2 separate regions of the Homo sapiens genome follow, and region 2 is linked to region 1. Evidence: chromatin loops called from intact Hi-C (ENCODE). Cell type or tissue: heart left ventricle. All regions are shown on one strand.

Region 1 (8,000 bases):
CCAAGTGGCCCATTGGAAGAGCCTTCAGCCCACATCCTTCGCTGACTGAACGCAGGTGCATTTGCTGCCTTCTGCTGCTGGAACACCTGCTGCAAACCCCTGCTGGCCTGAAACAACACAAATGCATGATCTCCCGTGATGGAGGCCAGAAGTCTGAAATGGAACTCATGGGCTGGTACTCAGATGTCAGCAGGCTGCTCCTTCTGGGGGCTCAGGAGAGCCCCCAGCCCCTCCCCTTCTCCAGCTCCTGGAGGCCACCTGGACTCCTCAGCCAGAAGCGCAGTCAATGCAACCGATTGGCATCTTCAATCTCTCTTTGGCTGCAGCCCTCAGCCTCTCTTTCCATGTTTAAAGGGTCCCATGGGTATATTGGGTCCATGTGGATAATCCCCCTAAATTAACACCAGCCTATTAGCATAATTAATTCTACCCCCTTTGCAAGCTGACATCATCATATTCATTGTTTCTGGGGATGACGTTGTGAGCATCTCTGGTGGGAGAAGGAGAAGCATTATTCTGCCAGCCACTGTAAGATGGTCAGGAAATGGGGCCGAACTGGTGGCAACCAGGGAGTATCCACAGTTTCCCCTGTGTGATGAGAGGGAGAGCGGCTCACTGTGGAAAAAAAGGAAAGCCAGAGAAGCCTCTTCATCAACCCACAGATTCAGCCAAACTCACGAAGCAGTGGGGCCACTCCAGAAGGCACCAGGGCATCCGGAGCCAGGAGGTAGCATCATCTGTCAGTGCCAGTGGCACAACCGGACAGGAAGCCCCTCTTCTTGCCTTTGCCTCTTGCCACCTGCTGGGAGAATTTAGTGCTTATTCATCTTAGGGTTGGAGGAGAAAGAAGGGACTCTAGGGAGGTTTACTCAGAATACAATCCAGTTTGGGGGCCAGTGATGGAAGCACACATTCCCAGTGCAGCATTGGGATAGGGCAGTTTACTTAGGGCTTTTTAATTGATATATCGGGATTCAGCTGACCCTTCTCTGCAGTGCCTCCCACACCGTGGCCTTGTGACAGGCAGCCCACCATGTAAGACCCAGAGATTTTGACAGGGCCCATGTTTAGGAGGGTGATGCTTCTCCATCCACGCCTCGCTGTGCAGGGCACCTGTCCCTGCCTGGGTAGCAGTGGGGTTTGTGCACCTCAGCTTCGGGCACCGAGAATAACCTCTCAGGGCTCCCTGTGAACCTGGGCACGTCACCCAGCCTCGGAAGGTCATGGGTCCTGGGGTGACCCCGACACATGATCCCTTTCAGATGCCAGGGTCAAATCATGGTAGCCCCACACCCCAGCCAAGCGTGTCAAAGCGGGCGTGGGGCCAGTGAGGTGGGAGCAGGAATCTGATCAGGAGCTTTGGGGAAGTGTTTCTCACGTCCAAGAAAAAAACTGAGACTCTTCTTTGCGTCTGGGTATTTTCTCATCTGGTTGTGGCCCTTAGAAAGGCTGCATCTAACCGGCTACAAGTCTTCGGGTGTAGCCAGCACACATGGGGATGTGGGACCGGGAGACACAGGGAACAGAGACAAAAGCCACATCACTGTCCCTGGAACCCACGGCTTGTTGTTCAGTTAAAACAACAACAACAAGACGTGTGTGTGAGTGAAGTTGTTATATGACTGATGTGATGGCCTTCCCGTTCCTATCGATCAGGCATCCTGACTGACACGATACCCAAGCTCGTTGAAAATTATTCCAGAAATCTGAATATATGTTATAGGTATAATGTATTCTTAGCTAATGCATTATTACAAACTAATCTCCTCATTGCTATGTTAGATCATGAAAAATGGCAGGATGTTAAAACATACAGGATTTGAGTCTCTTTATCTTAAATATTCATAAATAAACTATTTTCTATGAAACTGTAAATTGCATCAAAAAGAAATATAAAGCCAATATGTGTATATCTTGTTGGGGGTGGGGGTGAAGAAGTAATCACAGTTTATTTCCACTAAAGTTTTAGGTTACTATACCTAAAGTTGGTTTACCTGAGTTCTATCAAGGAATAAATTTTACTTGTTACAAAAAAAGTTACAAAATGTTACATTTTTAAATAAAATTATAATAATTATTTCAAAACACATAATGATGAAAATCCAAAAATCAATCCTATTTATAAAACTATTGAAGTCTTGATATCTAAGATCTGACAAGACCAACATTAATTACGAGTAGACATGTAACAATTATAAATAAAATATTGAATGAGCCTCATAGGATATTAAAATAATAACATAAAACATCTTAATTTTGGGAATGTAAGACTGATTTAATAGCCTAATAGAATATATCTGTTGATCAAAAATAATATCCGTAAGAGTAGATAATCTAAAGATATTCGATAAAGTTCTGTATTATTTCTAAAATAAGCCTATTGTTTAGAGATAAAGGATTATTCTTTCTGTAATCAAAGATGCTCATTTTAAACAAACGGTAATGTTACATTTATAATAAATTAATATGTTTTACATCAGAAACATTGCAAATACACTTTATAAAATATAGAGGAAAAGATTATTATTGATAATCCCATGGCTGAATTCACTACTGCTTCATTTTCCTTCTTTATTTTACTTTACATTGCTGTAATCATATCATATTTATAAATCTTTACTTTTGTTTCACTTAAAGTATGTCATCAGCATTTCCAAGGGATAAAATAATCCTTACACACGTCAGTGCAATGGTTGCATAAGGTTCTCCTAGTGGTCTACCAGATGTAAGTAAACATTACTACCTCCAATTGACTGATGTGGGATCTCAGAGAGTTCAACTGGCTGGTCAGTGGTCCCCTCTGCATACCACAGCTGCACCAGGACCAGTCCACGAAAAGCTGAGGCACTCCCAGCACAGCCTCACAAGCTTACGGCAACTACTTAAAGACATTCTTGAGGCCTCTCTTAACTTGTGTTACCTAGCTTATCCTTGTGCTATGATTTTATCCTTGTGCTATAATGTTATCCTTGTGCTGTGATATTTTAGGAGTAAATCTGTTTGGACTTGGCATTCTCCATGTATGTTCCTATTACCTTTTCAGAGGATAAAATTTATGAGTTATACCTAGACTGTAGATTACAGAAGTTCTAATATCCATTCAACACCCAGAGGTTACAGACAGGATGATGATGAGCAAGTAGGTTTATTAATTAAATATATATATGTAACATGTCAGATCTCTGAGTATACTACTTATTTGTGTATCTCTTTTATGTATGAAGTGCTTCAGTTGACACATTCTTGTGACCTTCTTGTGGGTGGAGAAATTCCAGTAAGAACCAGGTCTATTTCATGGTGTCTATAAACAGAACTTGAAGCCTCTGCAGCATTAACTTTTTTTTTTTTTTTTTTTTTTCTTTTTTTGCTGGTGTAGACCCACTTGTGGATTTTTCCAGACTACATCAAGGGTTCTCTCTGAAGAATAGCCTCATGTGTTCACCCTTCCTGCGTGTCCTCACCCAAGGGGGCAACACCTGGTCTCAGCAGGCTCAGGATAAGCCTGTCCGTCGGCCTCCCGGCGTCTGCGTCTGCGTCTGCCTCTGCCTGGTCAGGGAGCAGCAGGAGCCGGGTAAGTGAGGCAGGCAGGCCTGGGGGTCTCCTCGGGTGGGCAGCGTGCCGGGCACACCAAGGGGTTTCTCCCTCCTTCCCCACCTAGGTCACCTGGCTTGGCGGGATGATGACTTACACTAACAACTAAAGGCATGAATAATAAGTCGTAGCTAATATTTATTGATTATGGATGATGTCTAGGCTGTTTAGGTTTCTGATCACATTTAATCCCCACAAACCCCTGTAAGACAAGCATTATTATTATCTCTATTTCACAAATGAGAGCAACAAGGCTGGGAGGGGGTTTGAAACTCGTCTTAGCTTTCAATGATGCAACAATGAATTAAACCAGGTGCACCTGGCGCCAAACCCATGCTCGTCACCATGCTCCTCACTACGGTTGCTCCTTGCAACCAATTTCTGTATATATTTTTTAATAATAATAAGAAGAACAAACAAAAAATCAAATGCAAGCCATGGAATTTTCAATGTTTCTTAATAAAAACTAAAGCGAAGGCTTCAAATCCCCCGTAGTCTGTAACTGTGACTAAAATGTGTGGCTGAGCCCCAGGGAGAAAGCGTCCAGCTGCTCGCGGTCCCGGCTTCTTCCCGGGTCTCCTCCCGCCGCGGCAGCGGGCAGTGCTCCCGGGAGGCCAGCAGGGGGCAGTGCTGGCGCGTGTCGGGAGAGGAGCCGAGGGCATGGCCGGCAGCTGGGAGCCTCGGCCCGCGTCCTGCAGGGTCCTGACGCAGGAACCGTGTGCTCTCCACACAAACATTGGGAAGGAAAGTACGGCGGTTAATTTGCAAAAAAAGGTTTCTCTCTTCCTCTGTATAGAGATATTGATATGTACATGTGTCTCTATCTATGTAGACATGAGGATGGATGGATGGATGGACGAATAAATGCATGGATGGACGGATAAATGGATAAATGGGTGATAAATGGATAGATGGATGGATGGATCGGTGGGGGGAATGGATGGGTGGGTGGATGGATGGATGGATGGATGGATGGGTGGGGGGAATGGATGGGTGGGTGGGTAGATGGATGGATGGATTGGTGGGGGGAATGTATGGGTGGGTAGATGGATGGATGGGTAGGTGGGTTCATGGATGGATGGATGGATGGATGGATGGATGGTGGATGAATGGGTGGGTAGATGAATGGATGGGTGGATGGATGAACACATGGGTGGGTGGGTGAATGGATGGGTGGAGGGATGGATGGATGGATGGATGGATGGATGAATAGATGGGTGGAGGGTGGGAGGAAGGGAAAGATGGATAGGTGGGTGGATAGGTAGGTGGGTGAGCGGATGAATGGATTGATAGATGGGTGGGTGGGTGGATGGGTGGGGGGGATGGAGGATGGGTGGGTGGAAGGGTAGGGGGGACGAGTGGGTGGGTGGATAGATGGATAGATGGATGGATGGATGGATGGATGGATGAATAGATGGATGGATGAATGGGTGGGTGGGTGGGTGGATTGTGTCTTTCTATGCATGTCTATAAAGGAAGATATACAGAGACTTAGGTAGGTAGGTAGAGTAGTGAGAGATTGGATCGTGGCTAAATTTAGGGGACTTTTTAAAGACTTATTTTAGACATGGTAATTTAAACATTTTAAGTCAACATAGATTTTAGATTTGTATTGTGCAGTTATTTTTTATTGACTCACCTTTTCCTACCCTCTCAATGAAATATGAATGACAATAGAATAAGGCATGTAAAGTTATAATACTGCTGGAAATCAGCAGTATTGATGCATGATTACCCAGGTACAATGACACAATTCCACTAGTCAAACCTAAGTAACACTGGGTCGGGACGTCAGGCTGAAAGGTGAAGGGGTGACTCCCACTTCCTCTGTATTGACCTAGCCTAGAGATGTTGGCTTTTCTCTGGCAGGAAGGGAAGACCCCAGCACCTCACAGAGCAGGTGCTTCTCCTCAGCTGACTGCCTCTGTCTCCCTCTTTAAGATGGCCCATCACAAGCCTGCAGCAGTCCATTCCAGCTAACAGCAGAGTGGACAAAAGAGTCATACCTGCATTTTGCCGGGTGCCCTGTCTCACGCCTGTAATCCCAGCACTTTGGGAGGCCGAGGTGGGCGGATCACGAGGTCAGGAGATTGAGACCATCCTGGCTAACATGGTGAAACCCCGTCTCTACTAAAAAATACAAAAAATTAGCCGGGCGTGGTGGCAGGCACCTGTAGTCCCAGCTCCTCGGGAGTCTGAGGCAGGAGAATGAATGGCGTGAACCCAGGAGCCGGAGCTTGCAGTGAGCCGAGATCGAGCCACTGCACTCCAGCCTAGGCGACAGAACGAGACTCCGTCTCAAAAAAAGAAGAAAAAAAAAAAAGAGTCATACCTGCGTTTTAGGATGGCCTCGGGGAAAGGCAGGCATCCAGACTACCATGACTGTGGGCCGTGTGCCTCCACAGATCCCCGCCTTAAGCTCGACGAGTTCCAACAACCACCAAACCGATGGTAAGAAGGGAGAACCGGACTCACTCACCCAGCCAGTGGGCAACAGTGGCCAACTTCTCCTCCCTCAAAACTCAGTTAACAGAAAATCAAGTAACAATGCATAAAGAGAGTGGTAGGAGAAATAAAGAAAATCAGAGTAAAGATGAAAACATACATTTCAAAATGGACTCTGTGGAAAACAAAATTCAATTTAATTGGATAAAATGTAATATTGCAAGTACTTCTTAAGGAGCTAGCATGAGCCTGGCAGCATTCAGCACACTGGGCATAAAGAGGCACCAAAACCACAGCCGAGCTCTTGCGGACCTGATATTCTCACAGAGGGAGCCAAAACATCATTAAAAAAGCGAATGTGTCAAATAGTGTCAAATGCTAAGAACAAAAGAAGAACAGAATGTGTGTGGCCCTGAGCTAGAGGAGTGGTCAGCAGGCAAATGGTAAAACATGCTTGGGTTGTGTTTTAATTAACAGGCAGAAACCTGAGCTCTGTGAAGGCCGAGGAAGAATGAGGTGCTGCAGTCGCAGGCATGTGGGGCCCAGCCAGGTGCAGGCAGAGGTGGGGAGGAGCGCTGCCCAGAACCGAGGCTCGGAAACTCACCATGTGCGTTCTGATTGAAGCAACCAGTCCTGTAGAAGGAAAATCAGCAATGAAGGCATGCTTGAGAATCTCCAAATGCAATAAATGCAAGAAGAAAATAAGATAAAAATTATGAGAAATGAAATACCTAAGTAAAAGGCAAAATATTGAAGAAAAAAAGATTTTGATGAATGTCTTTAACTTTTGAGATTTAAAAAATACCTACACTCTAGCCAAGAAAATGAGTTTACTTATAAAGAAATAAAAATGAGAATGGCTTTTTGGCCTTCTCCTGTCAATATGAAACTAGGTGTATCAGTAATCGATGCCTCTGCTGGCTGCCTTACAAACAACCCCAACACAGCACCTCAATCACGATCATTCACTTAACTTACAATGTGGGAGTTGAAGAAGCACTGCCAGCTGCTTTTTATTTAAAGTCACTCAATGAAACCGCGGCCAGACTTTACAGAGGTCTGCTGGTCATCTGGAAGGCTGAAGCGTCCTTCATGCACCTACCTGTGACCCAGGCAGGTAAACTCAAACAGCTGAGGGTCCCTGGGCCTGCCCCCCACTTCTTAATCTTTATCTGTCTATCTGTTTCTTTATCTTCTCTGTCTGTATCTCCCTCTCTCAAACTGCATCTGTCTCTGTATCTTTGTCTCTCTGTCTCTATCTTCTCCATTTATCTGAATCTCTATGTCTCTCTCTCTCTCTCTCTCTCTCTCTCTCACTTTGCCACATGACAGCTTCGTGGAAGCCAGCAGGAGGCACCCCCTGCCAGTATTGCGAAGGCACCCGTGTCCGTGTCCAGAAGGGAGTCTTCAGGAGCTCCACGGGGTTTTCTACCCAAGCTCGGAAGTGATGCTGCATTCACCTGTGCACCTGTCACAGGGGTCAGTCCAGGCAGGACCACCTCTCCATAGGGGGAGAGTCACAGCACGCTGGACATGTTGTAGACACACAATAGGTAGAGTTACGGCCTCTTTGAGGGAGCAGAGGCTTGAGTCAAGAAAGCCATATTCACCATTTTGTGGTTGAACAAAGAAGGGGGGGCAGCCCCCTCCCACCCAAAATTGACATCCAGACTAATGATGCCCCTGGCTCAGGTGGTCTGAGAGGCTGAGTTCTTGGTACCTCAGCAGTTGGAGCACCAGTATTCTTTTTTTCAAAATTGTAGTTAATTGAAAGTGTTGAAAATGTTGAATGTTTGTAACCATAACTTTTGCAACTTTGAAAAGAAATATACATATTTTTAAAGAAGAATTCTATAAAAGGTAATTTGAAAAATAAGTTATTAAAATACTGATATTATCAATGTTGACATCATCAAGAACTTTTTAGATTAAGTGAATATGCAACAGTAATAATAACTGCTTGT
Region 2 (8,000 bases), 170 kb after region 1:
CTCATCCTCTAGAACAGGGTCTGAAAAACTATAGCCTGTGGGCAAAATATGGCCAATCTCTGGATTTGGTACAGCCTGAAAGCCAAGAATGCATTTTATATTTCTAAGCAGAAAAAATCAAAATAAGGATATTTTGTGATGTATATTTAAAAATGCATGGGAAATTCAAATTTCAGTGTCCATAAAGTTTTTGGCATCAAAACTGCACTCATTCATCTAGACACTGTTTATGGCTGTCTTTAGGATACAGTGACAGAGCTGAGTAGCAGCAATGGAGGCTGTACAGTCCAGAAAGCCTAAACTTGTTAACATCTGGACTTTCATAGGCCTAGAACCTTTTGACCTCTTTTGACCTCAGGCCTAGAACAAAAAGTCCACAATGTCAGGTTCACTTCTGTTTTCTTTGCTTTTTCATCCTTTGCTTAACACAAAGTGCCTAGAAGAGAAGGCCGTGCTCAATAAAAGCAACCGAATGAAGACGATCCCCTGGGAATGTTGGTGTCATTATTCTTAGTGGGAGCAAGGCTAGAGAAAATAAACAATACTTCATTTATAGATTCTAAAATTCCTTTGGTTCTAAGTCATACAGATATTTCAAAAAATAATGAGACCAACTGAAGTGACCCAATGCTTTCTTCTCACTTTGAGTTATAATATTTAGAGAAATCTCCTAGATGTACTTAGACATATAGACATATAGTGTCTTTTTAATTTTATTTTTATTTTTATTTTTATTTGAGACAGAGTCTCACTCTGTCACCTAGGCTGGAGTGCGTGCAGTGGCGCGATCTCAGCTCATAGTAACCTCTGTCTCCCGGGTTCAAGTGATCCTCCTGCCTCAGCCTCCCAAGTAGCTGGGACTACAGCTTCTAAGCGTTTTACATTTAATAATTTATTATTGCAACAACTATTAAGATGGATATTATTACTAGCCTTATCCTACAGATGAATAAACTGAGCCTAAGCATAGCTAAGTGACATACACAAAAAAGCTAGGAAGTGGTGGTAAGGAACTTCACTTTAGGCAGTCTGGCTCTAGATTTTATATTTCAACAGTATGCCCTACTACCGTTATGGTAAGAATAAAATAGCTAGCATTTGTTTAGTACTTACTATGTGACAGGAAAAGTTCTAAGTGATTTTCTCGTACTCACTTATGTAATATTCACAATAAACCAAAGAGGTAAGTATTATTATAATTCCTATGTTGCAGATGACAAACTGAAGCATAGAGAGATTGTCTTATCTTTCCTGGCTGTTATGACAAAATACTGTAGACTGGGTACCTTATAAACAACAGTCACTGGTCATTAGAGAAATGCAAATCAAAACCACAATGAGATACCATCTCACACCAGTTAGAATGGCAATCATTAAAAAGTCAGGAAACAACAGATGCTGGAGAGGATGTGGAGAAATAGCAATTCTTTTACACTGTTGGTGGGAGTGTAAATTAGTTCAACCATCATAGAAGACAGTGTGGTGATTCCTCAAGGATCTAGAACTAGAAATACCATTTGACCCAGCCATCCCTTTACTGGATATATACCCAAAAGATGATAAATCATTCTACTATAAAGACACATGCACATATAGGTTTATTTCGGCACTAGTCACGATAGCAAAGACTTGGAACCAACCCAAATGTCCATGAATAATAGACTGGATAAAGAAAATGTGGCACATATACACCATGGAATACTATACAGCCATAAAAAAGGATGAGTTCATGTCCTTTGCAGGGACATGGGTGAAGCTGGAAACCATCATTCTCAGCAAACTATCACAAGAACAGAGAAACCAACCCCCGGGTGTTCTCACTCATAAGTGGGAGTTGAACAATGAGAACACATAGACGTAGGGAGGGAAACATCACACACCAGGGTCTGTCAGGGGTGGGGGGTTAGGGATAACATTAGTAAAAATACCTAACGTAGGTGACGGGTTGATGGGTGCAGCAAACCACCATCGCACGTGTATACCTATGTAACAAAACTGCACATTCTGCACATGTACCCCAGAACTTAAAGTATAATAATAAAAATTTTTAAAAAAAAGAAAATGCACCAAGAACTAACGCTTTCCTCATACTCCGGTGGCTTTTATCCATGAAAGCCCAGCCTTTCTATTCTTTCTCTGAGCCTTGGAAGGATTTCTTTCTAAGGGAAAGACTTATCTTGCCATGTTCCTCTGAGATTCCCCGCTATTCCTCTGAGATCCCCTGCCATGCCTTCTTTTCCAAGAAGTGAAGTTTTTTCAAATGGTGCATATAACTCAAGTGAAGCCATGATGATATGAACAGTGGTGTTCAAGTTTGTGCATGTTCCTACATTACAACTGCCGCCAAGCCAACAGCAATTGTAAATCGACATCAATTCAAACACACTTTCAAATTTTAAAATCTTAAAATGTGAAAAAAGTGAACATACTAAAATAAATTAAATATAGAAATAATTAACATTTGGAAAACTTATTAAGTGCCAGTCATGTTTCCAAATCCATGATATTTATTAACCAATTGAATTGTAACAATATGCAAACCTGTGTAGTAGACTGTATCACAAATGAAGAACAAGGAGTGCTCCAATAACAGGGCATTTATGCCCAGGCCATCACTACAGTTTGCTGCTTCAGCAAGCACCACCATTGTCAAACACAGGATGAGACTATTGAGGAAAGAATAAGACCTTAGAATAGTCCAAGAAAAGAAAAAAAAAGTTTTTCAAAACAGTTTCCCATAGGGTTGCCATATAAGGTACAGAGCACCCAGTTAAACAAGTATATGCCATACATAGCATGGGATATACTTATATTAAAACATATTATTCATTTCTTTTCTGAAATTCAAATTTAACTGGGTATCTGGTATTTTTACTTCCTAAGTCTGGAAAACCTCCTCCTATGCCAGACCAAAGTGCTTCTTCATACAACTTTACAAAATCTCACTTCCTTTCCAGAGGAGAGGGAGAAGCTCATGGGTTTTCGGCATACATCATACACGGTCTATTTTTACAAGAGTACACACAGCAGTTTTCGTGTGCCAGATATCTTATGTATGTTATTCCTGGTCCTCAGAACAGCCAGACAAGGACAGTACTTCTAGCCACATTTTATAGATGAATGAATTGAAAGAAGTTAAATAATATATTCAAGGTTACACAGAAAACGTGTTAAAACTAATACAGGAACCCTTTTTTATCTGACTGCAGAGGCCCAGCTCTTTGTAGTGAAAGCCATGACTTTGTGCTATATTTTCCATCTTGACTATTCAGAACCATTTATTCCAAGGGGACAAAATTATTGCTTCTGTTTCAGTTCCTGTGAAACAGTGGGGATTATTGCCAAAAGCGGGGAGGGACAGTGTGTGCTCCTGTACTTCCTGTAATCACTATTCCACGGAGACTAGGACTGAGTCACCAACCCGATGTGGATCCACCCCCTACTGGTACATCAACGAAGAGCAAAAAAAGAAATCCATGCTAATTTCACGTGCTAATGGAAAGCCTCATGTACAAATCAATAAGTATGTGTTCTCCACATCCAAGGGGGTAGATCTGTTAAGCCAAAATGTTCACTCTCGGATGACAGAAAATGAAAATAAAGATTTTTCTTCCCATGTTGTTGACTTACAGCCAGATGCAGTCAACATTAACTCAAGTATGGCTCAGGCTATATAATTATCATCTTCAAGATTTCTTGTTTTTTATGTCAGCAAAAGACAGACCACAGACAATCCAGTATGCCTTTAGCAGTTTTTGTAATTCTTTATCACTCAATAATTTAATGTCCTCTTTGGTAACATAATTTGCAATTTGTAAATGAAGAGAATCAGATTCCAAAAACTCACTATATCTAGTAATTCATTTTTGTCTTCTAATTCTAAACACATGCCTGCATTTGGGGAAAAAGAAATGTGAGTATATTTTTTAAAGTTTCTTTTTGTTAAATGGATGGGGCTGAGGGAACTAAGAGAAAAATATGAGTCTTGTAAAAGATCTAGCTGTAAAGCTATAGACTGAGAAAGATTTCGCTGAAAAGCTATAGGCTGAAATTTATGTACCAATATAGGAGTACTCGTTGACACCCATCATTTGAATTGTTTGTTAATTTTGAGAAAAGAGACTCTGCAATGTGAGATTAATTCGAGATAATGTAGTTCCAGTGTCAACAGAGCTTGTATCTTTTTTAAAAAAATAATTTTTATTTCTCCCAGGTTGCTAGTAAGAAGGAAGGGAAAAGTCTCTTGAAGTTTTTTTGGAGTATCCCTATTTTTTTTGTTGCATGCTGTTATTTCCTTTGTTTTAGTTTTTGGCATTTTTTAAGTGTCCGGGTTTTTTGTAGCAATTGTGAAGTGGAAAGTTAGGTCTGTTTTGAGGTTTACTGGGGGGTATTTTGGAGGTCTAGACTAAGTGGATAGTTGTTTTAATTGTAGATTTATAATTTTATTAGTCTTTTTTGTTTGATCTCTCTATCTCTCTCTCTCTCTTTCAGTTAAAAGTAATTGATCAGCAAGGTTAACCAAATTATGAGTCTGAGAAATTGCCCAACTCAGACATTGTTTTTTTATTATTGTCAATTTTTTTATCTACTCTATTTATAAAATTGAAACTGAGAATATCATTTTGATGATTAGCATAACTTTCTTTAGATAATCTTTGTTGTTTGCCAGTATTGTATTTCAATTTTTTTCTTTTACATTTTTGCACATAGAACTTTACAACCAGAAATTATGATTTATTAACAGGTTAAGTAATATTTTTGCTTTAATGTTTCTATGTGGTTTTCATTTTGAAATCTCATTGTTGATACATTTGGATTATATAAAATGGAAAATATCTTCAAATTATATACATGTATATATATATATACACACACATATATATATATTAATTTCCACAGGTTATTGTGGTACAGGTGGTGTTTGGTCACATAAGTAAGTTCTGTAGTGGTGATTTGTGAAATTCTGGCGCACCCATCACCTGAGCAGTATACAATGCACCCTATTTGTAGACTTTTATCCCTCGCCTCTGTCCCATCCTTCCCCTCAATTTCCCAAAATCCATTGTATCATTCTTGTGCCTTTGCATCCTCATAGCTTAGCTCCCACATATCAGTGAGAACATACGATGTTTGGTTTTCCATTCCTGAGTTACTTCACTTAGAATAATAGTCTCCAATTTCAACCCAGTCACTGTGAATACCATTAACTCATTCATTTTTATGGCTGAGTAGTATTCCAGTGTGTGTGTGTGTGTGTGTGTGTGTGTGTGTGTGTGTGTGTTTCTTTATCCACTCTTTGACTGATGGGCATTTGGGTTGGTTCCACAATTTTGCAATTGTGAATTGTGCCACTATAAACATGCATGTGCAAGTATCCTTTTCATATAATGACTCTTTTCCTCTGGGTAGATACCCTGTAGTGGGATTGCTGGATCAAATGGTAGTTCTACCTCTTTTAGTTCTTTAAGGAATCTCCACACTGTTTTCCATAGTGGTTGTACTAGTTTACATTCCCACCAGCTGTGTAAAAGTGTCCCCTGATCACAGCATCTATGCCAACATCTACTGTTTTTTGATTTTTTGATTATGGCCATTCTTGCAGGAGTAAGGTGATATTGCATTGTGGTTTTGATTTGTATTTCCCTGATTATTAGTGATGTTAAGCATTTTTTCATATGTTTGCTGGCCATTTGTATATCTTCTTTTGAAAATTGTCTATTCATGTTCTTAGCCAACTTTTGATGGGATTGTTTCTTTCTTGCTAAAGTTTGAGTTTGTTATAGATTCTGGATATTAGTCCTTTGTCAGATGTATACATCGTGAAGATTTTCTCCCACTCTGAGGGTTGTGTGTTTACTCTCCTGACTGTTCCTTTTGCCGTGCAAAAGGTCTTTAATTTAATTAAGTCCCATCTATTTATCTTTGGTTTTATTGCATTTGCTTTTGGGTTCTTGGTCATGAAATCCTTGCCTAAGCCAATGTCTGGAAGGGTTTTTCCAATGTTATCTTCTAGAATTTTTAATGTTTCAGGTCTTAGATTTAAGTCCTTAATCCAACTTGAGTTGATTTTTGTATAAGGTGAGAGATGAGGATCCAGTTTTATTCTCCTACATGTGGTTAGTCAATTATCCCAGCACCGTTTGTTGAAAAGTGTGTCCTTTCCCCACTTTTATATTTTTGTTTGCTTTGTGGAAGATTAGTTGGCTGTAAGTATTTGGGTTTATTTCTGGGTTCTCTATTCTGTTCCAATGGCCTATCAAAATACCACCATCATTCTTCACAGAATTAGAAAAAACAACTCTAAAATTCATATGGAACCAAAAAAGAGCCCACATAGCCAAAGCAAGACTAAGCAAAAAGAACAAATCTGGAGGCATCACACTACCTGATTTCAAACTATACTATAAACCCATAGCCAGCAAAACACTATGGTACTGGTATAAAAAATTAGATAATCTTCAATATTGTTTAAAGATGTTTTTAAATGTCTCAACCTATGTCAGTATTGATTTATCTGGATTTTGCCAACATTGCTATATTTTCTTCTCGTCTACCACTTTTTGGAAGACTAAATGGATGGCTTGGAGCAAAGTCTTTGTAACCTCACAGGCACATGTGTGATCTTCTTTTGTAATTAAGTAGCTAAGACACATTTTTAAAAACCCCTTCTTTTGTGTCTAGCTACTTAATTTTTACTTTAAAAAAATTAACATGTGAACTAGTTGATATAGATCAGAAAAAACAGGGTGGTAACTTTGATATTAAGCTTAAGCTTTCTGGCAAAACCAATAGGGTCCTTGTAACTTTGATATTAAGCTTAAGCTTTCTGGCAAAACCAATAGGATCCTCGTGGAAATTAGATTTTTTTTTTTTTTTTTTTTTGAAACAGGGTCTTGCTCTGTCACCCAGGCTGGAGTGCAGGGGCATGATTACAGCTCATGACAGCCTCAACACCCTGGGCTCAAGCGATCCTCCCACATCAGCTTCCCGAGTAGCTGTGACCACAGGCACATGCCATCATTTTTGGCTATTTGCTTGTTTGTTTGTTTGCATTTTTTTGTAGAGACGGGGTTTCACCATGTTGGCCAGACTGGTCTCAATCCCCTGGGCTCAAGTGATCCTCCTGCCTCAGCCTCCCAAAATGCTGGGATTATAGGTGTGAGCCACTGTGCCTAGCCAGGAAATCTCTTATGTCTTTAAGGTTTACTTTTGATGATGGCTGATAAACTAAGGTGGGCTTTCCTCTGCCAGATATTCGCTGTTTCTGAGATTAAGCTAGAAGAGCAAGAGTGGGAGGAGGGGATCAAAGGAGGCAAAGGTGAGTGCAGGTGAGACGGTTCAGACGGGGAAGAGAAGAAATGAAGCAGGAGAGAATCAGCTTCAGCTGCTTATTTATTCATTTATTTTAGGGAGCTTTTTTCTTCATTTATGGAAAGAATTTTGTCAGAGCCTCTTGTAGATGCTTCTAAGTACTATAGGAAGGAAGTCTCCCAATTATTTTGTTTCATTTTAGAGCCAGTACTTTTCATTGTAAAGTAAATCAATTAATTCTGATATTTTAAAGGTGTATCATTTTGGCTGTTGTGTGGCTTTTTTATGGGTTAAGTAACACCATTTTATTTTTTAGATATTGACAGGAGGTGGTGCCATAAGTATTGGACATAAATCTAGCTGCAGTTTCTAAGGACGAATCTCCGTTAAGGAGGAAGACTTGGTTTCAGATGGACAGCTACCTATAATTTGGGTTCTCTTTTTAAGAAATTAAAGATTGAAAGGGAAAGATGTTTTGGATCTGGTGTGCTGCTTAATGAGAATTGTATTTTGAGGTGTCACTCACGAGTCACTTTTCCCCTCTTACATGTCTTGGTAAAACCCAGGAATCCTGGGATCTGAAGGCACTGGGAGGTCAGCCCCTCATATGTGGCCACCAGGCTAAGCTAGAATTTTTGAGTGTTTCTGGGGGGATAATTTCCTATGAGATTGTTTTATGTCGTGAGCAA

The links. Peaks named below come from ENCODE experiments on the same cell type or tissue, not always from the same donor. Only the 100,000 strongest peaks of a DNase experiment are listed, where the experiment ranks them.
Region 2: it touches region 1 in a loop (2.9-fold over the local background); 3 of 110 quality-filtered maps call a loop at or near these places.

What each region holds. Positions count from the first base shown.
Region 1 is chr18:77,647,191-77,655,190 of GRCh38, reverse strand. No RefSeq gene overlaps it. Among named protein-coding and RNA genes, the nearest start is that of LINC01029, 340 kb to the left of the region's middle. RefSeq lists silencers at 4,121-4,180, 4,241-4,290. In heart left ventricle, CTCF peaks have their summits at 3,998 and 4,203 (motif pointing right); DNase peaks (open chromatin) are centred at 3,570 and 4,220; H3K27me3 peaks cover 1,766 bases.
Region 2 is chr18:77,474,219-77,482,218 of GRCh38, reverse strand. No RefSeq gene overlaps it. Among named protein-coding and RNA genes, the nearest start is that of GALR1, 230 kb to the right of the region's middle. In heart left ventricle, a CTCF peak has its summit at 3,487 (motif pointing left); no DNase peak of the experiment used is centred here; H3K27ac peaks cover 1,041 bases; H3K27me3 peaks cover 640 bases.